Regions from separate parts of the Mus musculus genome. Here all the other regions are linked to region 4. Evidence: chromatin loops called from intact Hi-C (ENCODE). Cell type or tissue: heart. All regions are shown on one strand.

The links. Hi-C counts contacts between places; a loop is a spot of excess contacts. Peaks named below come from ENCODE experiments on the same cell type or tissue, not always from the same donor. Only the 100,000 strongest peaks of a DNase experiment are listed, where the experiment ranks them.
Region 1: it touches region 4 in a loop (5-fold over the local background); 2 of 42 quality-filtered maps call a loop at or near these places.
Region 2: a loop joins it to region 4, with 1.9 times the contacts of the local background. A loop is called at or near these places in 4 of 42 quality-filtered maps.
Region 3: a loop joins it to region 4, with 1.9 times the contacts of the local background. A loop is called at or near these places in 2 of 42 quality-filtered maps.

The regions. Positions count from the first base shown.
Region 1 is chr12:79,608,960-79,616,959 of GRCm38, reverse strand. The region is part of intron 7 of Rad51b (RAD51 paralog B); the gene reads right to left. Among named protein-coding and RNA genes, the nearest start is that of Gm36048, 190 kb to the left of the region's middle. In heart, a CTCF peak has its summit at 4,093; DNase peaks (open chromatin) are centred at 4,089 and 4,439; H3K27ac peaks cover 4,978 bases.
Region 2 is chr12:79,982,504-79,990,503 of GRCm38, reverse strand. No RefSeq gene overlaps it. Among named protein-coding and RNA genes, the nearest start is that of Gm36834, 33 kb to the left of the region's middle. In heart, no CTCF peak of the experiment used is centred here; DNase peaks (open chromatin) are centred at 1,503, 3,593 and 5,303; H3K27ac peaks cover 6,148 bases.
Region 3 is chr12:79,914,650-79,922,649 of GRCm38, reverse strand. All of the region lies in intron 1 of Gm51985 (a long non-coding RNA gene), which reads right to left. 9430078K24Rik (RIKEN cDNA 9430078K24 gene) reads left to right here. Exons shown (of 4, transcript NR_131074.1): 3 at 3,619-3,694; 4 at 4,727-5,631. Among named protein-coding and RNA genes, the nearest start is that of Gm51985, 8.2 kb to the right of the region's middle. In heart, a CTCF peak has its summit at 3,461 (motif pointing right); no DNase peak of the experiment used is centred here; H3K27ac peaks cover 3,494 bases.
Region 4 is chr12:80,059,963-80,067,962 of GRCm38, reverse strand. The region is part of intron 3 of Gm36660 (a long non-coding RNA gene); the gene reads left to right. Among named protein-coding and RNA genes, the nearest start is that of Gm36660, 22 kb to the left of the region's middle. RefSeq lists an enhancer at 2,853-7,998. In heart, a CTCF peak has its summit at 4,728; DNase peaks (open chromatin) are centred at 5,142, 5,992, 6,902, 7,412 and 1 weaker place; H3K27ac peaks cover 5,541 bases.

The sequences.
Region 1 (8,000 bases), 450 kb after region 4:
AAGACCTACACTTGAGTTTCACTATACATTACTTCCAAGAAAATCAGAACCAAGCTACTCTCAAAATCTACAGAGCCAAAATGCAATTTTAGAATATCACTGTCTTACTGTTTTGGGTTTCTGCTGCCTGCTGCAGGTACACTCCTGGAGCTGTGGTATTAGAAAGGAATTTGAGCCTCTTCCCTTTTGTAGAAACTACAGCAATCCTTTAGAAACAAGAGCTTCATAAAAATGAATGGGTACGCTATAACAGGCATTCCTTTAAAATCTCAATAAACCCAGGTAGTTCCTTTTGTACTTTGCTGGCTATGAAGGTTTATCTTCATTTGCATGACTAATAAAATGGCTGGGTAGGAGCTGTACCTAATGCCAACAGATATTGCAAAATGGAGACTTTTTACATATATCTGTTAGCATGCCAGACCTAAGCAACACTATTCTCTCGCAAAAGCGGTACTTCTTACTTTTTAAATGGCTGGTTTGGACAAGGATAACACACACACACACACACACACACACACACACACACACACACACACACACAAAACTAAACTGAAAAAAAAATCAGTTGGGGCAGTGGATAAGGATGTTGAACCTGTTAAGACATGGAGACAAGTGAATCAATTTGTGAGCCTCTAGGGACAAATGTGACATTTGCAAGGTACTGAAAAGAATGCAGCCCATGAAGGGCTGACTCTTTTCTGAAAATTGTTCCCTTTATTTGCTTTCTGAAACACAAGAGTCAAAGGGACAACTCCTCCACATTCCTTTAAAAGCTTTAACAGGTTTCAAGTTATTTACCAGCATCTAAAATAGCAAAAGGACTGGGCCTGGTCCCTTCTCCAGCTCCACTCCCGTCTAGGAAAACAAGTTTGACACTTTTACCTTATGCTTTTAAGAAGGAATTTTAAGAAGGCTCCTGAAGGTGCTTGGACTGAAGGGAGCACCATAGTAAGCGAGACCTTACAGGGATGGTAAGTCCAGAACAAAATGTGGTTTGGAGGAAAAAAGTTCCTTCTCCAAAAGTGTACAGAAGCCGAACTGCTCCTCCCGCCCCCAACCCTGGCTCTGTCAAATAAGAATCAAGGACTTGTCCATGACTCCTAACAGCAGGGACTTGACAACTGGTCAAAGTCAACTGTATTTGCCCGGCATTTCCCTTTCCTCTGGAAGGCTTTTTCCCCTAATTAATAGAAGTTATGAGTCTGTGCTAGAGAGCTCAATAAACTGACACTCAAGAGTAGTCATTGGCTTTTTTATGCTAAAAAAAAAAAATCAAGGCAAGCTGACCTCTAACAGCTCATGCCTACTCCAGTGAAGTGCTGGGATCCCAGGATGCAGTCCTGTGCTGGGGCAGCCATTGTGTTTCTCCCACATTACTTCCCCCTGCAAACGCCTCCAGACCCCCAGCTCTACTCTCTATTTTGTTCCCTCTTTCTCTTTCTCTTCTCTTCTCTTCTCTTCTCTTCTCTTCTCTTCTCTTCTCTTCTCTTCTCTTCTCTTCTCTTCTCTTTCCTCTCCTCTCCCTCTCCCTCTCCCTCTCCCTCTCCCTCTCCCTCTCCCTCTCCCTCTCCCTCTCCTCTCCCTCTCCCTCTCCCTCTCCTCTCCTCTCCTCTCCCCTCCCCTCCCCTCCCCTCCCCTCCCCTCCCCTCCCCTCTCCTCTCCTCTCCTCTCCCCTCCCTCCCCTCCCTCTTTCTTTCTTTCTTTCTTTCTTTCTTTCTTTCTTTCTTTCTTTCTTTCTTTCTTTCTTTCTTCCTTCCTTCCTTCCTTTCTTCCTTCCTTCCTTCCTTTCTTTCTTCCTTTTAACTGTTAGATCCCAATCCCTGAAGTCCCTGTCCTGAGCTGTCACTCAGAAGTAACTATGGGGCCTTCAGTGAATTAGTGCTGGTGTCCTAAGGCTGTGAACAGGCCTGGGCAACACTCAGAAGGCCTGTTCCTGGAGGACTCATGGGGTGGGAGGTAGGGAGCCTATTTTGAGTGTGTTTTTTCTTCCTGTGGAGAAAAATACTAAGGCCGCCATCACTGTGCTGTTCAGTGTGGAATTACAGAGGCCAAGAACTCTGTAGTATTTGAAAACATTTCATTAAAGGAACTGACTGAATTCTGGTTTGTTTCCCTGAAAATGTAAGCTATGGAGCAGACATTGTAGTAAGAAAACTACACCCCTTGACACAGAAGCAAATATAGAAACAAGCTGTGACTCATTTTCACCATCCCTCCAGTCCCAAGACTTTAAAGCATGATCCACAGAATGAAGCCCCCCCCCCCCCCGTAAAGACCCACTACACATTTACTGTGGTTCCAAGGGCAAAGGAAACCAATTAATTGGAAAAGTGTGAAGATAAAGACCTTCCAGGGGGAGGGAAGGGAGGTGGAATAAAAGAAAGGACCGACAAGAGCAAAAATATCATAAATTAATCATTCAAAATGGGTGCAAAATACTAGAGTGGGGCAAAGCCAAGCTGTTGTTTAGTCCCTGCCCAGGGCTAATCTACACAGCACTCTAGAAGGCTCAAGAGCAGCTATTAGAGGAAACAATAAAGAAGCCCCTCCCCCTGGAAATTTGATCTCTGCTTTGGAATTTTTATGACATTTCTTTCTTAGGGAAGGAGAAGGTCTCACCACCCTCTTCCAGCTTCAAAGCCTGCAATTAATATCCTTGGCCTGCTTTATGTACGTTGTTTGAGGTATTCTCAAAAGTCATATTGCTGAATTTAATGAAAGTCCATTAGGCAACTGAATCAGCAGAACACTTGGGCCTTCATCTACAGAACTATCCTGTAGACGAGTCACCTTGGTCACATTCACGAGGCCCTTCAGTGTCACCAACGCTGTATGTGCAAAATTAGGATTTTATCAGGACTCTTAGCTGAAAACCAAAAAATGCTTTGGGTTCCCCAGTTGGGAAATGGTAGGTCGTGATGTAAGAATATGTACAAAGTGATTTTGGTTCTTGTACAAAGACACTTGGTTCTTGGTATTACGCAACAAGTGAGTTCCTGAAAAGTTGCGACTTACACAGTCTATTTTTTTTTTTTTTTAATTCTCATCGATGGAGTCACTTACAATCCACATCAGGAACTCACTACTCACTGTTTAATGAAATCTGATTGTGGTTTCAGCTGTGAGGAAAGAATGCTTTGTAATTAAAACGAAATCTTTCTGTTTGATCAATTTTCTACATTCAGACTTGTTTTTTTTTTTTTTAACTGAAGTCTCAAGGTGGGTACTGTCAGGGTGCTATCCTCAGTTGGTACACAATGTTTTGTTTTAATGGTGTTTCTTCTTTCTTAGAAAAAAAAAAAAAATCCAAAGATCCAGAGAAGTATTTCTGTAACCGGAGTTCATGCTCTCTACAACATGAAAGGACACAACTTGTACTGGTGCTTTATTTAGCTTACTGTGGCCTGCGGCCTGTGGCCTGCGAGGCATCCAGGGTAGCAGACCCCAGTACACTATTAGGTAAGAAAACAAGAACAAAAACTGGAAGCCATGTCTCACCCACCTACGGCAGCTCTGCCAGTCTAGCTACACAGCAGAATCAAGATGGCGCCATGCCAGCAAAACAAAAATCTGCCTTCTGTTGTTGTTTGGTTTGTTTGCTTGTTTTTGTGATCTTCAGCGTATCTGAGTTAGTGGGGACAGTGAGTGATCGTAGGGTAATGGCTTACTATGATCTTCAGGCTCAGTCTGCTGTCCCTCTGAGAAATATCTAATGAACTCAAGGGAAGGTCTTACCTTCAGACACCCATGACCCAAATGACATGCCAAGGCAAGAGTGCCAGCACCACTGTGTGCTCCCATCACAATCTGCCCTTCGAGGCAGCTGCTGGCAGGCAGTGTCTGCCCTCTACTACCAGAATGCAATGGGGCAGAAAAATTAAACTGCAAGTGGGCTGAGGGAATAAAGGGAGAAGGAAACTTAAAGGCAGTATCTTGGAAGCATATGTTTCAGACTCACTGCGGGCAGTTCCCTGTCAAGCAGAGATCAGCCAGGTTGGTTAGCCTAATCTCCCCAAGCCACAGATGGTCTAGGCCTCCTCATTCCTGTCCCTGGGACCACAGCCAGTGGTGTGGCCACCCTGCCACCTAGCGTTCAGTGTGAAAACAAGCAGCACGTCTTGACAATGCATGCTGGGTTTCAAGAAGAGCCAGAAAAGGGAGCCAAGAACTTTGCTAAATTCCCTATCCCTTGTTCCCTTGTTTGTTTTTGTTTTAAATGAAGGTTATTCAACGCTGGCAGCCTAGTGAGACACTGCCAATAACCCCAGCAGCCCCTCACATCTGAAGGGGAAGCAAAGAGTACTGGGTCTGAAGTGAAGGCGCGGAGGAGAAGGCCCATTCCCTCCACATATGGTAAATGGTGTGGCTACGGCAGCACTGTCTCGGGCAGGGCAGGAAAAGTGTAGCCGTTGCAGGAGAAGATGAGGAAAAGGGACTGCTTTTTAAAACATCATTTTAGCAACACGCATGGTGGGGCAATGAGATAAGCCGTGGGCTTGGCCTGCACGCCTGGGCGTGAGCCCCGCTCAGCAGCTTCCTAGCAGTGTGGTTGGGTCACACACAGCTTCCAGCTTCAGTTCTGTTTCTGGAAAACAGCTGTACTTAGATGTGTCTTTCCTACTTCCACAAAACTGCCTTGAGGGTCTGCTCGAACAAAATGTATGCGGGGGCACTTTGAGCAAAAATTCTGTGGGCTAGAATTAGAACATAGGTTAAAATTAGAGTGTTCCAAATACATTTCTTTAAAATTATGCTTCATCCAGGATAACGAGCCCACCTTGACAAGCCACTTCAATGTCTTACATATTCACAATATTTTTTTTTCAAGACAGGGTTTCTCTGTGTAGCTCTGGCTGTCCTAGAACTTTCTCTGTAGGCCAGGCTGGCCTCAAACTCACAGAAATCTGCCTGCCTCTGCCTTTAATCTGCTGGGATTAAAGGTGTACCACCACTGCCTGGCCCACAAAATTTCTTAAAGCAACAGGACTGAATTCCCTTCTTCTGGACAGAGCTCACATTGTGATGACAAGCCAGGCATGAGGAGGCAGGGCTTTTCTTTGCTGTTCCTGAACTAACTTTCTGTGTAACTTCAAGCAAAGCCACTTCGCTGTCCTCAGTTGCAGTTTGTAAATACACAGATAAGTCAGCTGTAGACTGAACAGCCACCTCCTGCCACTTCTAAGATAAAAAGATGGCTTGCTTCTGATACCCACTCTTCCCCTTACACGAAACAGTCTTGAGGATCCAGTAGGATTTCTTTGGAAACTTAAGCTCATCACAAACCAATACAATGCAATTTTTCCAGAAAAATCCTAAAAGCTGTATGCTAGAAAAGACAGTCTTGGGAAGAAAAAGGTGGCCACTGAAGTATGAATGTGTTCGTATCCATATCAGAACATCCCAGGCTGCTCACAAATGGCTGTGGCCTGAAACAGCTCACCAAGCTACCCACCTGAGCTTCCACACTGACCACGAACGTCATTGCTTCCACATAGCTCTGAAAATACTGTCTGTTCTTTTTTTAGTAATGCTTTTAAACAATGTCAAGAAAAGAATTTTCCTTATCCAGATTTCTTCTCTGCCTACAAATGTCAACAGGACTTAGGAAGACAGTAATGAGAGCCCACTGACGTGAACTGCAGACAAGAGTCACACTGAAGCGCCATCAAGCCTGGAACATGACCATGACTGCCAGGGCAGGACGCGACTCACAGCCACCTCAGGCTCGTGAGCTTTTCCTCTATGGAGGGTGACCTGCTTTGAACATCTCAGCTTGTCCATCCTTTGGGAGAATGCCAGGAGTTAGCTTTGCCTGGTATCCCTGGGTGTCGTGTTGTGTACACTACACAAGCACACTGGTCCCAGAGGATCTAGCCCTCTCCTTTCTCCCCTCTGCTAGACCATCCACTTTCTAAGACAAACAGATTTTTCTCTAGTCTTTTCTAGAGGCCACGAAGACAGGGCTAGCCAAGGTTTGTGTCAATCTTCCTCCACTAGCCAAACAGCAGAAAGGCTCACTGGGATGCTACACTGCTTTAGCTCCATCAAGTCACTATCTGCCCAGGGAGGCGGGGCCCTTTGGGCGCTCCTGCAATAGAACCTTTTCCTGGAGGAAGTTCAGGGCTATACTTGCCCCAGACCAAATACACATGAAACTTTAAACTCTACAGAGCTTTTTAAAATGAGGGGCCTTGCCTCTCTGTGGCTTACAATAACACCGAAGGCTTGTTGTATCTCATTCATTTTGGCTGTTTTCCAGAGCAGCTGAGAAACTGAAAACAAGCCCACTGCTGCCCAGCCACTTCTCTTCTCACACAGCTCCTCCCTCCCCCATCCCTGTCACACAGGACTCTTCCTGACACACAGACAGGACGTCAGGTATATTCTGGGAAGAGTATACAGGTGAAAAATCACCTTGGCCTCAGTGCTCGGAGTTCAATACCAGTCTGGAACAGTCATCCTTTGCCCAAGTCAGACTGTGAAATTAGACTCCTATTCAACACCTGAGGCAAGAATTTGCCTTTTAGATATATGTATCTAAGATCATAAGTGTTCCTGGAGACATCTCTCCCTCCACTTCTATACTCCTTAGCATCTCCATCCTTTTGGATGACAGTAGAAAGCAAGATTTGTGGGGACCTTTGGTGGAAAGTTGATTTGGGAGTAGGGTTCATAATACCATGCACTTGGTAGAAATGAAATTGGCAGGCTCTGTGCAGGACTCCAGGGCCCCTATGCAAGGCACTATTGCTGTGTATTGATTACAGTTCTGATCAACCAGAGCTGCAGATTGATTGGCTTCAGTGTTTACATCAGCTCCAGGTTCCCACATGGGTGAAGAGAAACAGACATTCAGTGTTAAGAGCTACTATCTGGCTTGTTTGGTTTTGTGTTCAGTGCTGTGGGCTAAACATATGCTAAGCAACTGCTCTATCTCTAGCCCAGACTGCCACGACTGTCTGGGAAGTACTAAGTTTCTAGCTACCTTAGTTCGCTGGACTAGATGATGAATGGAAGACTGGGCCCAGCTGGCCTGGAGCGGGCAGAAGGGACGAGAACACAGGTCATCGGTTTACCTAGGTGCTTTTTTGCCTTAGTCTCAATAGACACATCCAGCCCTTTGCATGAGGGCGTTCTCTGACTCCTTCAGCCACAGAAAAGATCATGAGCCTTTCATAAGATACCCATTCATCTATCCCAATGTCCGGAGACTACTTTCTTTGTGCAGTATGCTGATTAATTGCCAAGGCAACACCTGTGCATCCCCTTTCCATATGGGAAGCATTCTAGGAAACCCATGTACAAGACTGTGCAGAGATCACCCACCCAGTGGCTTGGAATGCAGTGTGACCAAAGGCATTTCCAGAGACCTCACAGGGTACAATGGCCATGCATGGGTGGATTTACTGGCTGGATTAGACAAACCAACCGCAACCTTTCCATCTTTTGTTTAGAATCCTTCCAGTAGATTGGCCTTGTTACTAATATTGATGCCAAGACTAGCAATTGCTTACAACAAAGAATTGCTGTTAACCCCTACTCCCTGCTTCATTCACCCTAATTATTCCCTAACAATACAACGGCTTCAAAAAGCTTCCAACTGTCCAGCATACACTCTGGGCTGTAGGAATCACTGAACACAGCGGTCTGTCAAGAAAAGACAATACCAAGGCAGCTTCTGTTTGCAAATTTGTTCATCTCAGAGATAATAACAGGAAAAAGTTCAGCAGGGAGAAAGGAAGTCTTGCCCGGCAGATCTTCTGGTTGTTCACCCATTCTGTATCTGTTCCAAGTTCTTGGGTATATTCTTCACCACTCCCAAATACAGGAAAAAGGCTAGATTCTCTAGGAAACATATTTTCTACGTATTTGATGAATTCTCATTGTTATCTAAATCAGACTTCATTGATGATTCTGGTTGAGACCATTTCTGTTTTCTGAGGTTGGGTATCTTATTGTAAAGTAGAGAGAGAAGTAGGCACTGGACTAGCTCGTGG
Region 2 (8,000 bases), 77 kb after region 4:
GCAGCATACTCTATTCTTGCTAATCTCTAGCACCTGGGCTATGTGTGGCCTTTGGACAAATTCATTAGTTGGTTAATAAATGATTGGGGTTAGATGTGGGTAAGAGATGATGGTGCCACTTGGCCCCTGCTTGTAGTGGGAAATGACTTCCCTCAGGAAAAAAGGAAAGAAGGAAGGAAGGAAAGAGAGAGAGAGAGGAGAGAGAGAGAGAGAGGGAGGGAGAGAAAGAGAGAGAGAGAGAGAGCACAAGCAAGCAGAAGCTTGGGGAGATTATGTTTGTCTTTCATCTGGAGCAAAGAGAACCAAACCAGGATGGGACTCAGGTTCCTTTCTGCATCTTTGGACCTGGCTGTTGAAAGTCCACTCCATGAGTGACTTCTGGTGTGGGCTAGAGTGCCCCTGGTGGGCTGAGGCTAGGAGGAGACTGTAAACAGAGAAACTGCAAGAGAGAGGGGACCTCTTGCCAGGATGGATGAGATCTGCCCATCTCCCCCTCCCCCTGGCCTGCCCTTTTCTCCGACCTGCACAGGTTTGCAGTTCATGCAGCGCTCTCTCCTGCTGTCCCTGCTATCAGATGATGAAAATGGAGATTGGCCTAGAAGAAAGAAAGAAGGCGCTTTCTTCCCCCTTCCTCGTCTATTTGAGCCCCCTTTCCTCCCCCATCACCATGTGTTCCTCAAACCTGGGCTCGGTCCAAGTCCTAAATGTGTTGGAAAGTGTATCCCTGAGCAGCTGTGAACCTGCTCGGGCTGCAGTGGCCGGGGGTGAATGAGAAACCAAGAGATAGGCTGCTAACAATGCAGCCTCTGTTCATGTATGGAGAGCAAGATCACAATCAACATCACACACACACACACTCACAGACACAGAAAGACACACAGAGACACGCACATAGAGACGCAGAGACACACACAGACACACAGATAGACAGACACACAGAGACACACAGACACACAGATACACACAGACACACACACAGACAGAGGCATGCACACACACACACACACACACACACACACACACACTCACAGACACAGAAAGACACACATAGACACACAGACACATGCACATAGAGACGCAGAGACACACACGGACACACATAGAGAGACACAGACACACAGAGACACACAGACACACACAAAGACACAGGCATGCACACACACACACGCATGCACCCACATTTGCCTCCTGATGTCCTCTACCCACAAATGACTGGCCCACCTGGCCAGCCTCTATCCGTGTAGCCTCTTCCCTAGCCTCTCCCTCTTCCACTTTAACTTAGCTGGGAAGGCTGGGAGAGAGTTGAAGGCTAAGGGCTTGCCTGCAGCCAAGTGGAGTAGCTTTGTCTCCTGACTTCCCACTGAGCTTGCAGACCATGAAAGACAGTTGGATGCACAGCCAAGGGGGCTTTGCTGGGGCCTGAGAAGGTTTTGGAAACCCTATTTGCAGGAAGCAGACATCCTGGAAAAAACCCTTGCAGGCAAGTTCTGAAGCAGGCCTGGTTGTGGAGTTGGCAGCTGCTCAAGGCCGTGGTGGAGTCAGGGGGCCTTTCCATCAGGCCTGATTACAACCACTCATGAGCCTTGCCAACTGGAGGCACTGCATGCCAAGTCCCCACGGGGGTCTGAACCACCCACCGAAACAGCCAGACCCACTGTAGCACACCCACTTAGGCTGGGAGCCGGAGCTCTCTTTATCACAAATATGTAAACTGAGGCCCAGAGCAAACCGCCTGCTAGAAGCTGGCCTAGTAGCTGGATTCTCTAACTAAGGCTCTCATAGGCGGGTTCTGGTGCCCTCCATTAGTCTGACTGTAAAGCAAGCAGGAGGCAAGATGAACATAAGTACTTCCCAGTAGAAACTGTCTCAGAGTCTGTTCTCCCTAGATAAGGCGGGTACAGCCAGGCTATAGAACAAGATCTTTGTTGAGACGGCTAACCACCAAGAGTCTATCAATCCTGAGGCACTGAGGTCTTTTCCAGCTTTTTTCTCTCTCGTCCCTCACACCCACTGAGCCTGAGTTCTGTAATGTCTGTCTCCAAACAATCCCTCAAATATTGTCTCCTACTACCTCAATTCAAGTATAAATGGCCTCTTTCTGAATTATCTCCACATATTTCCCACCTCCATGTCTGCGGATCAAAATTACACATGTTTTTCACATTCCTCAACTTAAGAGCGTTTCTTACCCTCAGGGTCACATCCTCACAGACACATCCTGGTCAAACATGGCCCACCCTAGTTCATCGTCTTTTATCAGATAGCTCATGTCAAGCGGCTGATCCATTCTGGGACACCGTAGTACCTTTGTTCATGCTGTGTCTTCCACTTGGGATATTCTCCCTCTAACACTGTCGCTATGTGGGAAATGTAGTCATCTTTCAGAACATGCATCAAGTGCCTTGGACTGTAGGGCGCCCGTGACAGCCTACCTCTGCTATTTATCACACTAGGTTAGAAGCTCAGAACCTGTGGTGACTTTGCCTTCGGGAGACCATAATTGTAGACATTTTTGCTCATCACAACTTGTGTGTGAATTACTAGCACTAGTGACTAGAGGGCAAGGATGCTGCTGAACTTACACAATTCATGGAGCAGTCTATCCTGAGGGTGTGTGTCCCCAGGTGTTAATTATGCTGAGCCCTGGAATAAGCCAATGGAATGTCCAATGTTTGGCCTAAAAGGATGTCCAATAGCTATTTATATACAAGGGAGTGATAGAACTGATGTAATAGTCATATATTCTCTTGCTATAGGACCGGTTCTCTTTGAGACCTTCAAAAGAAGGTCTTCAGTTCACTGTCACGCACAAGCACACTGAAAAAGATGGAATACAATATACATGTGTATAGAAAACTTTGCTTTTAGGGTACAAAAAGACCAATGTATCATTAGAGTGTAGCTCAGGTTGGGTGTGGTCACACATCACATCTTTTTAAAAGTAGGGGCCTTTGATAGAGCTTCAGGGAAATTGCTCCCATGCATCAGGAACCAAACCCTTATTAACTCAGAGGGAGTCAAGGCCCGAGTCCGCATCCTACATGGGATGTGGCCAACTTGGAGGCTGTACAGAGAGAATCATGAAAATGGTTAAACTCTGGACATCTCTTCTGATGAAGAAAGGCAAAAGGAATTGATATTACCTAACCCAAAGGAAGTGGGTTTCCAGTGTGCTCCAACCACTGTCATCCTGGAAGGAGACTGTCAAATGGAGACAGCCATCAGCCACTTTTTGGCATCAAGGACCCAAGAGGCAGAAATAGGCAAGGAAGTCCATGGGTTATGGACCAAGCAAGTACATGTGGGTTTGAGCACGCATCAGGGAAGCTGATTGGCAGGGGTCTTTGAGGGACCCCATGCCTCTCTTGACTCTTCCCTAGATTATATCCCTATCCTGCCGCTTGTACCATTAGAGAGCTGGGGATGGGGCTGTCAGGCTTTGGATTGTGATTCTAGAACTTTCCTTTGAACTGGAGAGTCAGGAAAGACTAATGACTCCGGGAGGCAGAGGGGAGGAATATCAGGGAGGGGGGAAAAAGGTGAGACAGAGGAGAAAGGCAGGCCAGAGCAAAGAAGCAGCTGGAACCTCATCAGGAAAATGTCGAGGCTGGCTGGCGAGCCAGCATCTGGAAAACAGACTGGGGGCTATATTTAGACTGCCATGACTTGCAATAATTTGTGTGAGGGGGGAAAAAGGAAAATGTGAAGTTGGCGTTGTCGTTTTTGGGGAGGGAATGAGTTATAAAAAAAAAAGGAGCGGCTGGAGTGGGCAAGCTGTACATGAGACCTTGGCCCCTGGCCTCCAGGAGGGGGTTGTTGAACAGCACGGCCTGTCAGGAGTGAGGGATGGTGTTTACTGAGCTTAATCCAGCTCATGCCCCAGCCTCAAACATGCCCTGTGCTCCCCACCAAGAATGTGGGGTGCATTCCTAGGTATGCCAGGCAGCTTGTCTCCCACAGCACCCAGATGCTTCCGGGATGGTGTGGGGTGCTCTCCTAGGAGAGAGAATCAGGCAGGGCTTTGGATGGGGGTCTGACTAGAGCAGCACTCTGTAAATTCTAAGAATGTGTATACATCGCAGAGGCCTTCCTCCAGCTGGATTATAAATAGAGGATTAGTTCAAAGGCAGGCAGCCTTTTAAAGAGACGGTGCCAAGCAAAGTCTGCAAACCAAATACAGTAAAACCTTCTTAAGCCCCTGTTGGTTGATTCCAAATAGCATATAAGTCAAAGTCACAGCATTTTCCTGGCTGACTTGGTGCCTAGCTGTCCTTTAGTATCCTTGGGGGTCTGCCTGAAGCAATGGTGAAGCCTCAGTCATCTAGGCCAGCACATGTCACTTTAGACGGCAGGACATCCCAGTTAGCTTGAAGTTTGTTCTCGTAAATTGCACGCTTATGAAATGCAATCATTTTTGGTCAAAGCTTTTCTTTAAAACTGTCATATAGGTAATAGATTTTAGTGTAGAATAGGTTGGGATTTTTCTTTTTGGAAAGGCTCTCTCTCTGTTGTTGCCCAGGCTGATAGAGGACTCATAAGCTCTAGCAATCGATCTTCCTGCCTCAACTTCCTGATTAGATAGGACTACAGATATGTACCATCATATCTAGCTAGGATGTTTTTATTTTAATTTAATATTTTAAAACTCTGCTTATGGTCGAATTTATAAGTATTAGTTAGTAGAATGTTATTCCAGTCACACCGAGCCTTCAGATGTGTGTATTTATGTTCTTTTGGGGGTTCATAGGTCTTTTTTACATTAAAAATATTTACTTACTTTAAAATTATGTGTATATGTGTGCATCTAGATGAGAGTATGTACATGAGACTGTGGGTAAGAGAGGAAGCGAGAATTCGGATTCCCTTGAAGCTGGAGTTAGAGGCAGTTGTGACCTACCCAATGTGGGTGTGGTGAATTGAACCTAGATCTTCCAGAAGAGCAGTGTATGGCTTATCTTTAGTCTTTTTAAAAACAAGTGTCTTATCTCTTCTTTTGTAAACCAGCAGGAAAATGGTATATTCCCTGCAGCAACCTCACAACCCGTCTTTTTCTTAGCTAATTTTCTTCCTTTAGTCTGTTCTGGACTGAGAAACCATCTATGCAAACTTATTAAATTTCTATGTGACCAAAAGGGTACCAATACAACATGAGTAAGGGATCCAAAGTTCCCCATTCCACAGGACTCAACCAGTCAGTCTTAAAGGGCCACAGACCACTCAGCCCTCCAGGGACACAGTTGCTTTGGTTGTATGATTCTCTAAACAGTCCAGTATGGGTTTAGGTGGATTCATCTGGCTGCTTAGACACCTCTTGGCTCATCTCCAAGCTCTGGTCTTATTTTAGATAGTGAGGTATGTGGGGAGCTATGTTCTGGATAGAGGAAGCTTTCTTCCGACTTTACGTCTATATTCATCAAAACTGTGAGTTTGAAGTCATTGAGGTTTTATTTGTTTTTTTTTTCCTCCTAAACTTAATCATGTCAGTGGTAAAGGTACTGAGTTGCAAATTGGCTTATAAGAAAAGATAGAAACTGGATATTCATAGGCTAAGCCAACACAGAGGGGCTGGGAGGTAGGTGTGTGTGTGTGTGTCCCCTCTAGTAAGTTATGATCAGAATCAGTGCTTTATATAGTCCCCAACCAGCCAACCTCCCATCAGCCAAGACCAGACATTTTGAATGGAGAAATCTGACTAGTCAGAGGAATCACTATACTCAATACCAGAATTTCTAAGCCTTCCTAATGCTGCAACCCTTTAATACAATTCCTCATGTTGTTCTGACCCCTGGTCATAAAGTTATTTTCGTTGATACTTCATAACTATAATTTTGCTACCATTATGAATCATAATATAAATATCTGATATATAGGATATCTGGTATTCAACCCCCAAAGGGGTCGAGACCCACAGGTTGAGAACCACACTGCTCTCTGCGCTCCAAGGCTAAGAAACAAAGAAATGACTCTCAGAAGCCCTGCTGCCCAGCCCCAGCCTGAGGCAACTCCATTAGCCTGCCTCAAAGAGGCAGGAATCTCACAGGATTTCAGAGGTTGTCCTGAGAGGGGCTCTTCCAACCGGTTTCTGTATAAAAGTTCAGGCTTACTTTGTTCTCATATATTGTCCTGTTAAGACACTGGCCTCTTTGCTGAAGGTGTCCGTCATTGGCTGGTCTACTCACATACTGACCCAACTTGTTCTAAGAAATTACATAGTCATGACCTCGGGCACATGCCTCTCCTCCCTTCCTCACATATGATTGGGTCAGGACACCTGAGGGTGACCCTTTCTTTGGCTAGCTGGCAATTATCAGTGATTGATGTGGCTTGACACTGAAAACTAAGCGAGGGTAAAAGAGTCTGCTCAGGGGAATCTAGAGTTAATTGGAAAGCATGGGCCAGGGGGCCACAGACACAGCGACTAGGAAGATAGGCAGAGGATGGAGTGCGGTTCGTCTCAGAGCTGACTTTACAGTGAAGTGGCAGCTGGCAGTGAGGCACTGAGAACAGAGGTTCAGGGAGGGACACTTGTGGGAACCAGAGCTGAGTCCCTGCAGTTTGTCTTTCCCTTTGAGTCGCACTTAAACTCATGTTCCCAGCCCTGAAAGACTCAGTTGGCTTGAGTGGACCTCTGTTCTACTGCAACAAGACTGCCATGTTCTCTATAAAGTAGTTTCTGTAACCCTTGGAACTCAAAGCTAGAGCCATCCAAACACGTCCTTTTCTAGCCTAAGGAGTTATTCATTTATTTTGTTTTTAACATTTTCCTCCAAGGACCCCTCTTACCGAGGCTTTAATTTTTGTGCTGTTGATCTCTGATCTACAAGTCCAGCACCTTCGTGTTTCACTCTGATGCCTGGTGCTAAGGTTGCCCTGGATACCACCAGGACTGACTTTGGTGCCCTGTATCCCTGGCCATCAGTCCTAGGGCCGTGTTCTGCTTAGTCTTCTAATGATAGGGCTGCCTGCTGACTGACACACAGATCTGCTTCTTCCCTAATCTGATATTCCCCAGAGGGGCATCACTGTCAGCAAATGTCAGCGCAGGAAGGGGCTTGGCTGTCAACTAGGCCAACCCTGTCATTTTAGCAATGAGGAACCTGAGTCCCAGAGAGACTACACAACTTACTCAAGGTCAAACAAAGCTGAGCAACTCGTCGGGCACCCTGCGTATTCTCCCTCTGAATGCTCTTTGCAGCCTCCACCCACGCCCCCCCCCCCACACACTTTTTTTTCCTAGCTTAACCTCACTGATTTAAAGTGTTCTTCTGACCTCAGAGGGCATTTTGAATTGTGTGTATTCAAATTCAGACACTTATTGTTGATTTTCCAGGGTTGATAGAAATGATCATGCAAGCTCGGAAAGCTGAGGCAGGAGGATTACCTGAGTTAAGAATGTTTGGGATTAGTCTAGGAAGCAAAGACACACCAGATCTCTTAAAACCAAACAGAAAGAAGTAATGTGCAGTTATTTCTCAGAATCTAGAGTATGCCTAAGGTAGGATGAAGCCACAGGTGAAGTACTTTATTAGATATATAAGTGAATCACATTGGAGCCTCATTGTATCGCTGCTATAACCATGCACAGAGAGACTAAATGATATAATAAAAGAAAATGAATTTCATCTTGTTTTGTTGTTTTTTTTTTTAAAAAGATTTATTTATTTATTATATGTGAGTACACTGTAGCTGTCTTCAGACACACCAGAAGAGGGCATCAGATCCCATTACAGATGGTTGTGAGCCATGTGGTTGCTGGGACTCATGAACTTTGAAACTCATGAACTCATGAACTTTGGAAGAGCAGTCGGTGCTCTTAACTGCTGAGCCATCTCTCCTGCATCTCACTATATAGACAAGACTGGCCTTAAATTCACAGAGATTCACTTGGCTCCACCTCCCCAGTGCTGGGATTAAAGGCATGCACTACCATGGCCAACTTGGATCTTTTCTTTTGCTATTTGTTTTGTTTTTTTTCTTTTCTTTTCTTTCTTTCTTTTTCT
Region 3 (8,000 bases), 150 kb after region 4:
ATGCTGCGACCCTTTAATGCAGTCCCTCATGCTGTGGTGACCCCAACTATAACATTATTTTTGTTGCCACTTCATAACTGTAATTTTGCTACTGTTACAGATCTGTGTTTCCCAATGGTCTCAGGTTGTGACCCCCACAGGTTGAGGACTGCTGCTCTATGAGGATACAGGCCGTGCCTTATAGAGGAGCAGGGTGAGCTTTCTGAGTGATTGAGGGAACCTGGGAAAGCCTGAGGTCTGAACCGATGTCGACCATGTGCTCTGTCTTCTGAGCTCAGGCCTGAAACTTCTTTTCAGGCCCCAAAGCCTCTTGCTCTGTTTAGTTCTGTTCTTCCCCCTCTGCTGCTGCTACACACAAGCCAAACTGCAGTGGACTCTAGAGTAGGTAGAGGCAAGGGGTGGACATTGCAGTGGGGCTTCTCAGACTTCTAAGTAAATGAAATACTTTCCAGAATATCCGGGAGACTGATAGGGAGGCGATACAAAACAAAGGAACAAAACCGGGGGGGGGGATGGAGAGAGAAAGAGAGAGAGAGAGAGAGAGAGAGAGAGAGAGAGAGAGAGAGAGAGAGAGAGGAGGGAGAGAGGGAGAGAGGGAGAGGAGGGAGAGGAGAGCTGGGCCCTCGCCAGAGGCATTTCTCTGTATATTGATTCCCTTCCGTTTTCTTTTCCAGAATGCTTTGACAGTGGGGCAGCTGCCATTGTAAGAAACAGTGGGGAATGGAGATTGAGGTAGCCTGCTCTGTGCAGGCTGACTTGCAAGTTCCTGGCACGTTTGACAACCATACAAATAAGAAGCCATACAAATAAGGTTGAATAAAAAAACAGAATACCTAGTGGCATTTGGATTTCAGATGTGTTAGGTATCATAGGTCTCTCTCTCTCTCTCTCTCTCTCTCTCTCTCTCTCACACACACACACACACACACACGAGTATACTCATACTAAAACATATACAATGGAAGATATTTATACTAGAAAACTACATTGTTATCTGAGATTGTTTTTTAATTTTTGTGACATCTATAGGTCCTGCTCTCAAAGTTAAACACCTTGGGTTGGTGTTCCCGTGTATGGTCAAGGAGAAGCCAGGGCAGTGGGTACTCCTTTAATCCAGACCTACACTGAGTTGTGAGCAGCAGGAATAGAGGCCTCCTTGAGCTGTCTCAGTTCACTGCCTGTGAAGTGAAGAAGGCTTTCCTTAACCTGTGCCGACAGGGCCTCTTTATTTGAGGTGGCAGGGGGATAGCGGGGGTGGAATGGGTCTGGCCGTTTAGAATCAGCTAGACAGGAGACTTGTGGGAGGCTCACAAATAACTTGTTTTCAGGCTCTTGAATTTCTGAGGCGAGTAAAGCCATATGTCACAGGGAAGTTGGTGGTAGCCTCACCAACAGGGAGAGTCGGGAGCGCTGACATCAGGAGCCAGCCACCCTGAGACCTACTTCTGTATTTTCCTCTTCCAGAACGATGGAAGGGGCCATGGGGGAGGCTACTAAATCTGAGAGGGTGCGGCCAAGAGAGTTATTTGATCTAGGGGAGCAGTCAGGGCCATGGGTTCAGTTTAGAAGTGAGAAGGCAGATACCATATAAAGCTAATGGGCAGCAGGGGTGAAGCTAGAGAGGTGATCAGAAGCTGGGGTGCTGCACTCCCCCCTCCCCCCACCACTGATGAGCAGCACTGAAGACCATGCTCAGGGGTCAGGGTGAGTTTGGTGGCCCCAGCACAGGCTGGCTCCTTTCAGGCACAGACTTTCTAAGAAAGAAACATCTAAGAACAGGCTCCAAGATGCACTGACAACTGCTCTCCTTCCCTGAGTGAGAGAATCAGAGTGATGGGCAGATATTGGTGCTCTTTCACAGTAAGAAGTTCATAATTGAGGTTTTCCAGGATTACTGGTACAGAGCTTCTAAAACTAATGATAATAGACAGGCTGTAGGGATGTAGGGAGCGTCATGATGGATGCTGATAGCCAGAAAGTCCAAGAGGATGACCTGTGGTTTGAGTTGAAGTGCCCCCAACAGGCTCATGTTTTGAAAGCAAGGCACCATTTTGAAAGCTGTGAGGCTGCTGGAGGATGGGACCTGGATGGCAGAAGTGGGTCACTGGGTCAGGCCTTTGAAGGTTAGTTTAAGCTTTTGGTTCTCTGTGTGCCCTGTCTACTTTCTGGTCTGTACCATAAGAAGAAGCTGCTGATCTCTGATCCTGCAATCCCACTGACAGAGCTGCCACTCCTTCATTGTCACGACTGACTGAAATCCCTCTGAAGCCAGGAGCAGAAATAAGTCTTTCTTCTTTTGTTCTGGTGAGGCAGTTTAGCTACCATGAGAAGAAAAATAATACAGTGTGGTTAAAAGGTGGGAATTTATGCTCAACCCTTCCCCTCCAGGGTCAAGGGAGGGACTGAAAATTGAGTTAACTGATAGGAAGTAATTTAAACAATTGTGCTTATTTCTATGATGTCTCCATAAACCCCGAGTGATAAAGGTCGGGGAGACTATAGAGTAACACAATGAAGTGCTAGGGGGCTGCTGGCATCTCGAGATTCTCATCTGAGGTGGGAAGAATCTGTGGTCTGGAGCCCTTAAACCTGTGGCATCTGTTGGGAATTCTGAGCAGTGTGCGTCAGGATTTGACACTCCATTTCCAGGTGGAGCCAGGCATAGTGGAGCTTGCTTTCAATCTTGGAACTTGAGAGATGGAGGAAGGCAGGTCTCTGTGAGTTCACAGCCGGTCTGGTCTACATAGTGAGTTCCAGGACAGCCAAAGCTGCCTAGTGAGACCCAGTTGTGAGAGAATGAATGAATCAATTTTAAACAAAAAGAAGAAGACTTCTAGTTGGTGTACTCCAGAGAGTTTGAAAGTTGGTTGGGGTGAAGGGACACCTGCATTTGGGGTCAAGTGTTCTGAATAAAAACTTGCCTTAGGCATCTAAGGTTCCACATTGGGAAGCAGCCAATATAGGAGGCTATCTGATTGGTAAAAGCAAGGTTGAGGAAGGATATAAGTGAAAGACATAAGTGGCAATGGAAATGATCCTTTGTTGGTGAGCAGTTAGGACCCAGAGGGGAGGAAGTGATCAAGCGGTGTCTGGAGAAGTGGATCCTAAGACTCTGAACCCGCTTAGGTGGGGGACTATTGTAGAGAAGGGCACAGGCATATGAGACATGAGAGGGCAGAAAGGATCCGTGCAGTAGAAGGCTAAGGAAGCTAATCAGAAAGACATGGCCTCAGCTCCCCAAGCCACCAGTCACAAAGGCAGCTCACTCACTGTGCCTGCCTGAGAGGGTGGTGCAGAAGGCAGGTCCCGTGGTTTGTGCCCAAGATCAAGGGTAGCGTGGCGATGACTAACCACAATGTTACTTTGTTTAAAAATTTAAAAGATTTCATTTTTATTTACCTATGCATGTGTGTCTGTCAGGGACCATACACATAAGCATGCAGATGGCCGTGGAGACCAGAAGGGGGCACAGGACTCTCTTGAGCTGGATTTAAAGGCAGTTGTGAGCCACCCTAGATGAGTGCTGGGTACAGAAGTCAGGTGTTTTGAGAGAAGCAACACGCAGACTTGAGTGCTATGTGATCTCTTTAGACCTCTTTTTTTTTTTTTTCTTTTAAGGTAAAAATCAGGAGAATGGGGAATGAAAATCACACTCACTTCACATTTCATCGCTAGACTGCAGGGGAAAGAGAAGGTTTGTCTTTGTTCGCCACCTTTGTAGCTGGCCTTTGCTGCAGTGTGGGCCCTCCTTTGTTCCAGTCTTTATTCCTCTGCTTTTACCCTGATCCCTAGATAGGAGAGAAAGAAGACTGGAGGGGAGATTTTACCCTGATCCCTAGATAGGAGAGAAAGAAGACTGGAGGGGAGAAAGGAGTTAGGAAAGTCCCTGAATCTAATTAACTTTCCTTTTGTTTCTTCTTTGACCATGGCTACTAACGAACCACAACCAACCTCCCTAAATGACCCTCCCTGTGTTTCTCGGTGTCCTAGCATTTATAGACCCTCTGAGAAGCTCCCAGAATTCCAAGCGTCACACAATCCCGGAAACTATCTGCAGCTGGCAAAACCACACCTCTGCGAGAGCACGAGGCGAATCGTAGTGAGTGGCTTCGAACAGTGCGAAGCAGCCCCACATCCCAACACCTGGGATTAAAACAAAAGCGCACATTTTTATAATATTTCTGTGTCTTTTAAAGAAACCAAAATGGTCAAAGTTGTCACTATACCTTTTCAAGGCTGGGCCTTCATCTTCAAAATGATAGGTATCAAAGAGAAAAATCACAGGACAAGGAGGGGTTAGGAGCTTTGTTGCTGTTACCCTGTGGAGGAGGCCACAGGTACATGGCGACCGATCTGTATCCCCCCTCTCTTTCCTCATCCATTGTGTCTCCTCGAGGGTTATTGTAAATACAGAGATCAGCTAGGCTCTGCTTCTATGCTAAAGGTCAAGGCTAGAAAATACTTGGAACCAAAATGAAAATCCTGCTTCCCTCCCATAACTCTTGTCAGCTTGCTAAGCATTTCTGTTTACACAAGTTCTGGAGTGAGCATTGGTCTCTCAGGCTCTGACAAGACCCTGGCCTTCTAAGCTTGCTTTCCAGGGAATCTCAGCAAACCACAAAAAGAATCTCTCTGTTTCTTCCTTCTTTACTCAGTTGTTTTTTTTTTTTTTTAAATACAAGACAATTAACTGTTTCTCTCGATGTTGAAATGTTTTCTCTTGCAGATGCCCCAGCAGCAGAAAGCTTAGCTGGGAACACAGGCTCTGGGACGAGAAGAGGCACACCCAGCCGGGCTCACTTCTGACCCTTTGCTGAACTCAGTCTTGCCCCTGCCCAGATTAAGGGCTAAGCCAGTCCTCATCGTCAGCACAGCAGTATCGAGAGGAAGACTGCGGCTGCTCTAATTGCTATGAAGTCTCTTGCCCTCAAAACCCTGAAGCACCAAAGCCTGAATCCTTCCCGCGAAACACTGACCTCTCTCTCTCGGGCCCAGTCATGCCCACTGCCCAAGTGCAGCAGCCGGGGAGAGCAGAGATTGTTCTCATCATCGCCAAGGGCCGTGGAGAAGAGGATGCTAGGAGACTTGCCTATGAATGAGGGCTTCTATCTCACATGTCCTCAGCCTTCTCATGTTGGCCTTGACTTTCCATCCTCAGTCTTGTGGTTGGCTGAAATGTGGGCATGTGGGTGGTAGGCAAGGACAGGTGCCCTTCTTTCTCTTTCAGATCGTTCCCCCTGCTTGGCTGGGCTGCTTCTGTGTTCCCTGGAGATGACAGCTAGGAACCTGGCCACCAGCTTCTGTTGTTCCCTGGGTTCCTTTTGGGCTTGGCCAGTGTGAGACAAGGGCAGGACATCAGAAGTTGAGAGAGCATCTCTTCCCCATTGCTGCCTTTGCTGCCATGTTTTGTCCCTGACAGGAGCTATGCCCCTCCATTCTGTGGCTCTCCCAGGTGACATCCTGTAGGGTCTCAGCTCTCAATATAGACCAGCCACATTATTTCTTCCCTTGGCTCCTCTGGGCTCCAGGATGACAGCATCTCCCTGCTATTACCAGTTCCCAGGGGGAGTTGGGGGTGGGGCCTCAGCATTCCTGACACCTCCCAATGATCTATAAACTATTCCTCTACTGACACTTGGAAAAGAATTCCGTTTCTTGCAGAGACCTCATTTGTTTTATCTTTCTATTAAATTGGGAGGTTTTGGGTTTTTTTTGTTAAAAACAAAAAACAAAACAAACCTGTCCTCCAGTACTGCTGCCTCAGTTCTTTGGGCAGCTCCAAATAGGAAGATGCCGCTAAAGAGCTTGGCTCAGTGCTGGGCACATAACAGAGAGAGGTACAGTGTATCAGCTAACCTACTGCTATCCTTGGCCTCCTTTTTTAGAGAAATAGTCATTCCAGAGAATTTTCTTGGAAGCTGAGGTTATCAGTGAACTTATTAACGTGGCCAGAAAACCAAAGACATTGTGTCCCCTCCTTTGTTTGTTTGTTAGTTTGTTTTTTGAATGTCAGAGTAGATTGGGTTAAGCAATCTTCACTTTCTCCCTGTATCTCTTTACCTTCGGCCCATTTTCCCAGCATTTTCCCCTCCCTCCCCACCTCCCCCCAACACACACCTGAGACAAACCCTGGCTAAATCACTGGGCTTCCCTGGCCCAGGAGGTCTTGGTCCACCATGGTTTTTAGCCTGTGGGTCATAATCCTTTTTTTGGGGGGGTTGCATATCAGATATTTACACTAGGATTCATAACAGTAGCCAGATTAGTTATAAAGTAGAAAGAAAAATGATGTTATGGTTGGGGTTGCCACAACATGAGGAACTGTATTAAAGGCCACGGCATTAGGAAGGCTGAGAACCGCTGCTCTTGGGCCTGGAGCAGGTGCTGCAATGCTGCCACCACACACACAGAAACAGTCTACCCTTTGTTGTAGTGATGACCGAGGGACTCATGCCCAGGCCTGCTACTGTTGCCATTAGTTCTGTCTCCTGGCTCCTGAGCAGGACCAGTAGGATCACCATGGAGCTCCGAATGTCTTTCAGTGGCTGGAGTGAAGCCCTGGGTGCCCTGTATGGTCAGAAAGCAGGAACAGTGACATGTAGAGGCTGGAGAAGGTTTGAGGACTGAGAGGGCTGTGTAGCCAGCAGCATTGTTACCAACTTACTTAAAGTTTCAGAGCGTTAGTCCACTAATATTATGATGGGGAATGTGCATGGCAGCATGCAGGCAGACAGTGCTGGAGAAGGAGCTGAGAGTTCTACATCCCGATCCATAGGCAGCAGGAAGAGAAAGTCACTGGGCCTGGCTTAGACTTTTAAAACCTCAAAGCCTACCCCCAATGACACACTTCCTCCAACTAGGCCACACTTACTCCAATATGACCACACCTCCTAATCCTTCCCAAGTAGTGTCACTCTCTGATGACTAAGCATTCAACCATATGAACCTTATTCAAGCCATCACATCAGAGAAGGCATGTTGGCAGCAGCATGAGACAGCTGGCTATGTTGTATTCAGGTGGAAAAGCAGAGAGGTGAAATTGGTCCTCTACTAACCTCCTCCTTCATATGCAATGGAACACCCCAGTCTATGGAATGGCTATGGCTAAACTGGCAGTGGTCTTTCCCACCTCAGTTCAATCTCTATGGAAATGCTCCCACAGACAGGCCTAGAGGTTTGTTTTGTAGGTGATTCTGAATCCCATTAAGCTAGCAATCATGCTTATCTATCACAGTAATGCAGAGAGTATTTAGGTAGGGACATTAGCAAAGGTGGGTGTTTTGAGTGACAGTGAACACATCCCCAAGGGTATGGTAGGTGAGGAGCCTAGGGCAATCCAGGCAGATGGAAAATAGTGAACAAGGACACTGAATTGGGAGCCTGCTTTACAACAGTAAAGAGTTCCACCATGTGCCTGAGTAGAGGCAGGGAGAGGGGTGTCGGGAGGTGAAGGCAGAGGAGGAGCAGGACTGGCTCACAGGGCTTAAGATCACTGTAGCCTCTGGCTTCCGGTGTGTAAGATGATTCTTGTTGGGGAGGGGACAGCTTTGGAACAAGAAGAGGTGTGCTGGGGTATGCTCAGTCACCCTGGATGGTAAGAACAGATTTAAATAGTACAGAACAGAACAGGACATAATCCAGGTTGGCACTGGGTTTGAGTTCATACTCCATATATGACCTGGAGTATGCAAATCTCTTTGCTTCTGTGTCCTCACCGTTAAAGTGAGTCCACAGAGCTCCACATAGGCTGAGTGATTGTGTGCACAGAACCTGGCCCATCACAGTGCTATGTTGTTCCTGCTGTTGTTGCTACATCAGAGGCGACTGGAAGCTGAGCCGTCAATGCCATAAGGGGCATCAAGATTGAAGTCATCGTGGTAAGAATGATGGCTCAGGCCTGTAATCCAATGCTTGGGGGAAGGGAGGGGGGCAGAGGCAGAAAGATCAGAATTGCAAGGTTAACTTCAGCTATATATCGGTTCAAGGCCAGCCTGGACTGT
Region 4 (8,000 bases):
TCCTCCTCCTCCTCCTCCTCCTCCTCCTCCTCCTCCTCCTCCTCCTCCGACTGCAAAGCATTCTGGGAAATTCAGGGTCTTCCATGGATAATTAGTGGGTGAAAATGGACTCCCCCCCACCCCCCGCATTTTCCTCATCTCTGAAATGGATGGTTGAACTGGATAACCTACTTCCAAGAAGGTATTACTCTTGCGTTCCAGGATTGTGTGAGCCAAAGGCTTGACACCTAGGCATGTGACAGTGTTCCAGGAGACCGTTCCCATCTTAAATGGCAATTTATTCCCCCATTCCTTCCCAGACCCTCTCTGAATTTTTTTTCCTTTTGAAACACCCCCTTGAACTTCCAGGTCCCAAATATTTCCAGCCTGTGAGATAAAACAGCCTCAGCCTCTGATTGTCACCAGATCAATGCAAACATTTTACTTTACTTTCTGAAAGAAAGGGGACTTTTCTTGGAGCACGACAGAAATGAAGTGTTGACAGGCAGGCTGCTGCAGGCTTGGACCACCTCAAACCACCTGGCCAGGGGCATTCTCCTCTTTGGCATCTCTATAAGGAAGGTAGAAACAATTCTAAGATTCCCTCATTTGATTTCTCCTTTTTCTATGTTTCTATCCTATTCCCAATCGGGGTGAGATCCACACTAATTCCTAATGTGTGTGTATGTGTGTAAACAAAGATGTGTTTGCAGCTGGGTACAGTGTACCTGCCTGCGATCCCAAGAAAGTGGCAGGATGAAGCAGAAAGATCATGAGCTGGAGGCCAGTCTGGGTGACTTCGACCCTCTCTCCAGATAAAAGTCAGAAGGGATAGAGTACCTCAGCCATGCTTGCTTGCCAAGGTGCTTCAGGGTCAGTCTCTAGTATAGGGAAGTATGACTTACTCAACCTGGGGAAACACTGTCCTATTTGACAGATCAGGAATGTGCCAGAATCTCAGTACTCATGATTCTGAAGGACATTTGACAAACTCTCACAATCTCAGGAGGAAGGATTGAGGCCTAGCCATGTCTTTGATAGCATCATGTCACATGCTGTCACTCTGACCTCAGGCAGGCTCCAGTTTTGATAACTAAACTTCTGTCTTCCTCAGGAGTCTGTAATGACCCTCCCTCTCCTCCCACCTCCCCACCCGGAATCTCTGTCCTTTCAGAAGAGATCCTTCTGGGTTCACCACAGGCGTACTCATGTCCTCTGCAGGAATGTCTGAGGCCTCTGGGCATTGCCATTAAAAAACAAAACAAAACAAAAACAACAACAACAAAATACCCCTGCATAGCCTGTCAGCCGGGCACCACCCCAACTGTGTCAGAAGCTATGGATTCCAAGAGATCTGGTAGGCTCCAGTGTTCCATGGCTGCTAGAAAATCTTGGACGTTCCCTTTTATTAAGAGGTGCCGTATAAGTTTCTCCAGGATGGTAAAGCTTTGCTCAGTAAAACATGCAGAAGGTGATGTTCTGTGACTTTTGGGTTTGGCTATATAAGACCCCACAGCTTCTGTCTGGCCCTCCTGGAATGCATGTGGGGAACCCAGATGCCATGCTACAAGAAGCGCGAGGCACTAGGACAGGCCACAAGCACTTCTTCAGTCCTGGGGGGTGGGGGGAAACCAAGTGTCAGAATCAAGGAGGTCTGAGACAGTGCATGAAGAAGTCTATTGGTAAGTCTAGATTCCAGTATTTTACCCTCCCCTGCTGACATGGTTGAGGGAGAGGGCTATCCCTTGTAGGGCCCTTTGTAAATTTCTGACTCTGAAATCTGTGAATAGGAGAAAATGAATGGGTTTGCTACAGCACCCGATTTGAGGTAGTTTATTGCATAGTCATTGATAATTGGAAAACTATTGTTCTTCGGCCATTAATACAAGCATGGATGGGATCAAATGTCAACTTCCAGGAGAGACATCTATAGTGCTCATTCCTCTGCAGCCCTCTAATGACAATGTAGAGGGTTCAACAACCACCACAACAAGAAGGACAACAGAAGAATTATTGGGAAATTGAGGGTGTTACAGACAGAGGTAGGGAAGCAGGGCACAGGTGGCAATGAGTTGGCTGGATGGTCAGAACCTAGGTTCTTCCACCTGCTGGCCCGGCTCTCCTGGCCTCTCATTCCATTCCTCAAGAGCTTCCATGCTATTGCTCCTGCTGTGTTCTCCAGGACACTCTGAGCGTCTCACACCAATGTTTCAAGTCTCTTGTTATCATTTGGTCCTCTCTGTAGGCTCAGTAATCCTTATTGGCGCAATTACATTTACAACCTAGCCATCATTGACCTCTCTTGAGGTCACTCCAAGCGTCTCTCCTAATTTTTAGGGCCCCTCTTTTATAACTAGAGGGGAAGCCCTAAGTACATAGAGACCAATGCTGTGCCTGTCTGATGCCTTTATTTGCCCTCTCTGCTCGGATTCCTGTTTATCAACCATCTGCATTTCTCATGTGTCCCTGTTATTTGTAGTTTATAGAACACCACCATGTCCTTTATCTCTAGCCATCAGTCCTCCTCAGTGATCTTGTTATTTCCACTGATTCAGGTGAAGCTGGGCCGGCTGTGGGCTTTATTTAGATCATCTTTATTATACCTGTGGGTAGATTTTGTAAGCAGGCCTTAGCACAGGTTGACTTGTGGGCTTCCTTTTTAAAAGGTCAGTGTGAAACGGGAAGTGTGACTAAGAGTCTTCTTCCATGAAACCTCATTTCATTAGCCAGAAAAGGCGTCTGTCGTTCCTCCCCCTCCCCCTGCACTTACTCATGGCCCAAATAGACACATTTCAATACAGCACATATTTCCCAAAACACTGGAACGTGCAGACTAAGTCTCATGTGTGCGGTGAGTAGTTAGTTAATCAGGTTTGCTCCGATTCTGTGGTCCCATTCTCACGACAGCTCCTGGAGCAGCCATCACACTCTATAGAATACAAAGACAAGCAGGTACCCGAGAGATCTGAGTTGAGCAGTGGGGACTACAGAGCCCAGGAGCTGGGGCAGCGGGCAGTGCTCATCTCTAGAAGGGCAGAACCAGAGTGGGAAATAGGGTCATCTGCTGATTCCCAGCTACAGATGCCAGATCGATCACATGTGTCGTCTTTGAGCATCCACAAGGGCCTCTGCATATTTCTTCTCTTGGGACAGTGGGGCCAAAATCCTAGGCAATTTCGTCTAGGATTCCTGATTGGGTGGGGCAGTCTCTGGGTGACAGTAGTTGCTGTCCTTGCACTTCCTGATGTGTAGCCTACCTTCCTTCCTTTCTTTCCTTTCTTCCATAAGATAGAATGCTAGTGCCCCATAGGGTTATTATGAAGTGAAATATAAATGAACACACACGAAATCCAGAGAGCAGCCTTCCTGCGCTGTGGCCCCATCAGTGCTAGCTATTATTATTCTGGTGGGTCGGTTAGCTTTCTTCCATGCTATTCAACTTGAAAAGGATCTGGCACTAGTCAAAGCCTTTGCTCTGAACATGGCACATTTAGGCTCCACCCTAGCCCTGGCCAGTCTCTCAACAGTCAGCTCTTTCTTTAGAGCTAAAAGAAATTATGGAGATGATCCAATGCGGAGTCAACACTTGTGTGTGTTTGTGTGGGGATAGGTTTTTTGTTTTGTTTTGTTTTTTTGTTTTTTGTTTATTTTAGTTATGATATGCAGCAGCATGCCCACCTCTGAGATGATCTATCTCAGAGCTGTGAGTAAAATCTACTCCCCATAGACTTTTTCAGTGTCTGTTCTGGCCACTGAAGCTCTTAACGGGAGTGTGGATGGAGGGTCAGGAGCCAGGGCTCCATCTGCTTGATCGCACGCATGGAGAGAGTATGAAATGTTGGGACTAGGGGCTACAGCCCAGTTCAAGTGTTCTGAGTGTCGGGTTGATTTCACCTTCCTCTCAATGCTTTTGTTGAGAAATTCCTCTGGTTTAGATGTGAACCCTAAAAGGCTCATGTACACTTCTGTGCTTTGTGTTGCTTCATTTTTTTTGCACAATAGTTTCCTGGGGGAAAAATGCAGCCTTGCCACAACAGAGAAAGGCTAGACTGCTGCAGGACAGGGTGGGGGTGGGGCTGTGGGTCAACAGGATCGGGTACTAGAGGGTGAACCGGAGATGTGGCTGCTGAGAGCAGGAGGAACCCAACAGGCCTGGGCTTCCCTGCTGTGTGCACCAATCTGTATTCTCCTAGGGCCAGGGTGAACCTCTGAGTTCTGTGTTAGACCCCAGCTGTCTTCATATCTGGATCAGAACTCTCCTTCCCGGAGAGGGGAGGAGGTGTTTCCCAGCACGGAGACAATCTTTGCACTATTGTCTCAGTGTGAGAGTAAGTTCTTTTCTCAAATGTTCTTGATCAATGGCCATGGTTGGCTGGCTTGGCTGCATACGTGGAAGCATTGATGGTTGCTTAGAAATGTATTCTACTCCTATAGGGGTCAGAATAATGTTTCAGTACCTTAAGGATCTGTACATAGAATTCGCCCCATCTTAAGATACATAGCAGAACTTTTGGTTTGTGAGAAAACCTTTGTATTGATTGCTACTGATGTGCAATGAAGTAAAATTCCTAAACAAAAAACTGGTTTTTAGAGGTTAAGCATTGACATGGGGTTGCTAGATATTTCTCACTTACCAATCTAGTATTTTGAAACAGGATGCCTTGGTCTCCCCAGTTTCTATTTTTATTCCAGAGTTGTTGTTTTTTTTGTGTGTGTGCAGATCTTGGAAGAAACAGCAGGGGGAGAAAAGCAGGTGTTGGCTTAGGGCCTTGAGCTGGGAAGATGGAGACCTTTGCAGCTTTCCACCCCCCACACCCACCCAACGTCTTCCGAGTTTGAGAAAAATGGCTCTCAGCAGCTTGAGCAGCCCTGGTTTTCTGTAGCCCCTTGCTCCTAGCTCCTGCTTGCTGGTTTCAGTGAAGATGTGCAGAGGTGGGAGTGTTCTCCCTGTAGGCCACACTGCTGCTCTTTCCCAATTAGTTCCCCCAGGGAACAAAGCCTTATTTCTTTCCTCTCTTAGTTCCCAGGCACTGTCTGGGGGTTGGGGTAAAACAGCCCCTTGGCAGCTCAGGGGTTAAAGAGAAAACACAGCAAGAGGGGGAAACAAGCCAGACAGCTGCAGCGGCTCCTCAGAGCCCACTCTAGGCTAAACAGAGGCCCCAGCAACTCCTTGGAGACTTGAACCCTGGGCGATGGAATTTTCCCTTGCGTGGAGGCTATTGTCCTCTGGAAAGGGCCAGGGCCAGAGAAGGGCCTGGGGAGCATGGATTCCCCCCGAAGTGGCAGCCAAGGAACTCCTGAGAGCCCAAGGGCTCTGTCTCACCCAGCTGGGCTTGGGTGAAAAAGCAACTGGGGTGCAATCCACCCCTCCTCCTTTGAAAAAAAGGGGGGCATTGTGAGGGGGTGTGTGTGCTCCAAAGGTCTGGGCACCAGTTGTTGCCCTACCCCTCAGCCCCAACCAGCCAGTCACTGGAACAGAATGAAAGGCTTGGTTCCCTTGGCAACCAAAGGGTCTATGGTTTTTCACAGAGTACAAGATGGGCTTGGGGGAAAGACAGGGAGGTGGAATTAGGGGTGGGGAATGGAGGAGGGGGCAGACAGGGAGGGGCAGCCTGTTTACTATAGATGTTTGAGTTTAACTCTCAAGGGACGCTTTTGTAGGTTCTGGCCTGGGAAATATAGGATACCCGGAGTGTGGTGAATGCTCTCAATGGCGGCTTAGTTCTGAGGCACCAAAAAGGTCCGTAACAGGAATGTGTGTGTGTGTGTGTGTGTGTGTGTGTGTGTGTGTGTGTGTGTGTGCACGTGCACAGGCCTCTTGTGGACCTCAGGAGCAGCATAGAGGAATCTCACCTTCAGAGGTAACTAAGCAGGCCCCTGTTGCAGTCGGAGCCCCTGAAGGTGCTGAGGGAAACTCAAGCGCATCAAGAGCTATTTGTGAGGCTGAGATTAGAACAGCAGGCGCCTGTCTCCTGGCCTGATCTCACTCGACCAGACAAAGCTATTTTTAATATCAGGCAGAAGAGTTGTTGAAATGTGGACAAAGAGCAGAACCTGGCTAACTTTGTCTCAAGCACCAGGCTTTGTGAGAGGGGCTTAAAAGCTGTCCACATGGTGGACACAAGCATGGAGGCTCAGTGAAAAGAAAAGATAAGGCCAGGAGACTTGGTCCCAGGACTTTGGGATGTGAGGTCCCAGCACGTCCATAGAAGTGAGAGGGAGGTACTGGGACTCTTGGTGTGATCCTCTCTGGGACCCTAACCTGTGGGGCTTTGACCTGGCACTGACAGACAAACCTTCTATAATGTCTCTGAAAGTGTAGTGTGACATCTTCCAAAGGAGACTGAGGGTGCATAATAAAGAGCATGCATGAGTGGTGTAAGTCAGCACACTATTTAGGAGTTTTAAAAATATGTACACATGCGTGCGCACGCGCGCACACACACACACACACACACACACACACACACACACACACACCAGGGGCTGGGGATGTAGCTCAGTAGGTGGAGTGCTTACCTAGCATGCAGGAAACCATGGGTTTGTTCTCTACCACCACACACACTGGGCTTGAATGGCACAAGCCTGTAATCCCAGTATTGTGGTGGTAGGAACATCACAGTTGGGCTATCCTTGACTCAGGGCCAGCCTGGGCTATATGAGAACTTGTCTTAAAAAGAAAATAAAAATCAAAGCCAAAAATCAACCTTCCTATTTTAGACAGACAGGTCTTAGAGACAATATATGGGACTCATGGCTGTTTCTGGAAGCTTCTGCTTCTATCAGAGGCCCTGAAAGTGGAGGTTGGGTGTGGGAGGTCACTGTGTTTTTCCTGAGAGGTGGCTGGGGCCATCACTCTGAAGTACTTCCTGTCACTCACCAGGTCAGGGTGGGTACCATCTGAAAGACACAATTTGAGGAAACCTAGAGGGTGGATTCTAAGATGAGGAAACACCTGGGTGGCAGGGTCCTGATAAGGAAGCAGTCCTGAGAGGCCACCGCAGCTGCTGTGTGTGTGTGTGTGTGTGTGTGTGTGTGTGTGTGTGTGAGTGAGATCTATGGCCAATCAGAAGTCAGCCTGCTTTAATGAGTGTCATTAAATAATAATAATCACAGGCACATCAAGGGCTCACATATCACCTAGTTAATGTACTAGTCTGTTTAGAAAACACAGAGAATGACATCCCAGGGGAAAGAAAATAACAGGAGGAGAAAGGTCATCTTGGCTCTTTCAAGTGCATAGGCCTCACGTCCCTTTTGTGTGCAGATGAGAAGTCTGGGTGGGTTAACTATCTTGAGCAAGATCGCACAGCTAAAGGTGGAGGAGAACTGGGCTTGGAATCCTTTCTGATTATCTTAGATCTGTACAACAGCCTATTGTCAATCACAGAGGGCTTTCAGATACGAAATCGCCCTTGCTCTTCCAAACTGCTTATTAAGGCGATGTATTATCCCATCCGCAGCCACAGCAGCTGAAGGTCACGGAGTGCAGATCACAAGACCCGTGTGTGGTAAAGCCCTGTCTGCTCTGGGGTTTGCTTCCTGCTTTCTGATTCTAGGTTCAGAGGCCCAAGAAGAATGGATTGTCCCCCAACTACTCATTTGTGTGTTTCAGGGCATTCAGCTAGCATTTGCTACGAACCTACCTCGAGCAAAGCATGGGGTTAGGCAAAACAGAGCCCACTCTCTGGCAATCAGGAGACATTTTCTGAATTCAGTGTGTTGACTCGTTAGGCTCACTCCCAGAAACTGTTATAATTTTAACCACGGGATAACCACATTAAGGAAAGTTCATCAGAAATGTTCCCCAGGTCACTTTTTACTCTTTAAAATTCACAGAGCAACTCAACAAACTTTGGCTGAACTCTTGATCTCCAAGAGGGACATTTTTCACACCTGGAGGCCAAGACTTCCTCTGGCTGTCCATATTTGCACACCAACCCCCAGGGCAGACTTGCAAGCCCGTCTCCCCCACTCCTCACAGTCCCTATTGTGAGGGCCCTCCCATGGACCAACATCCT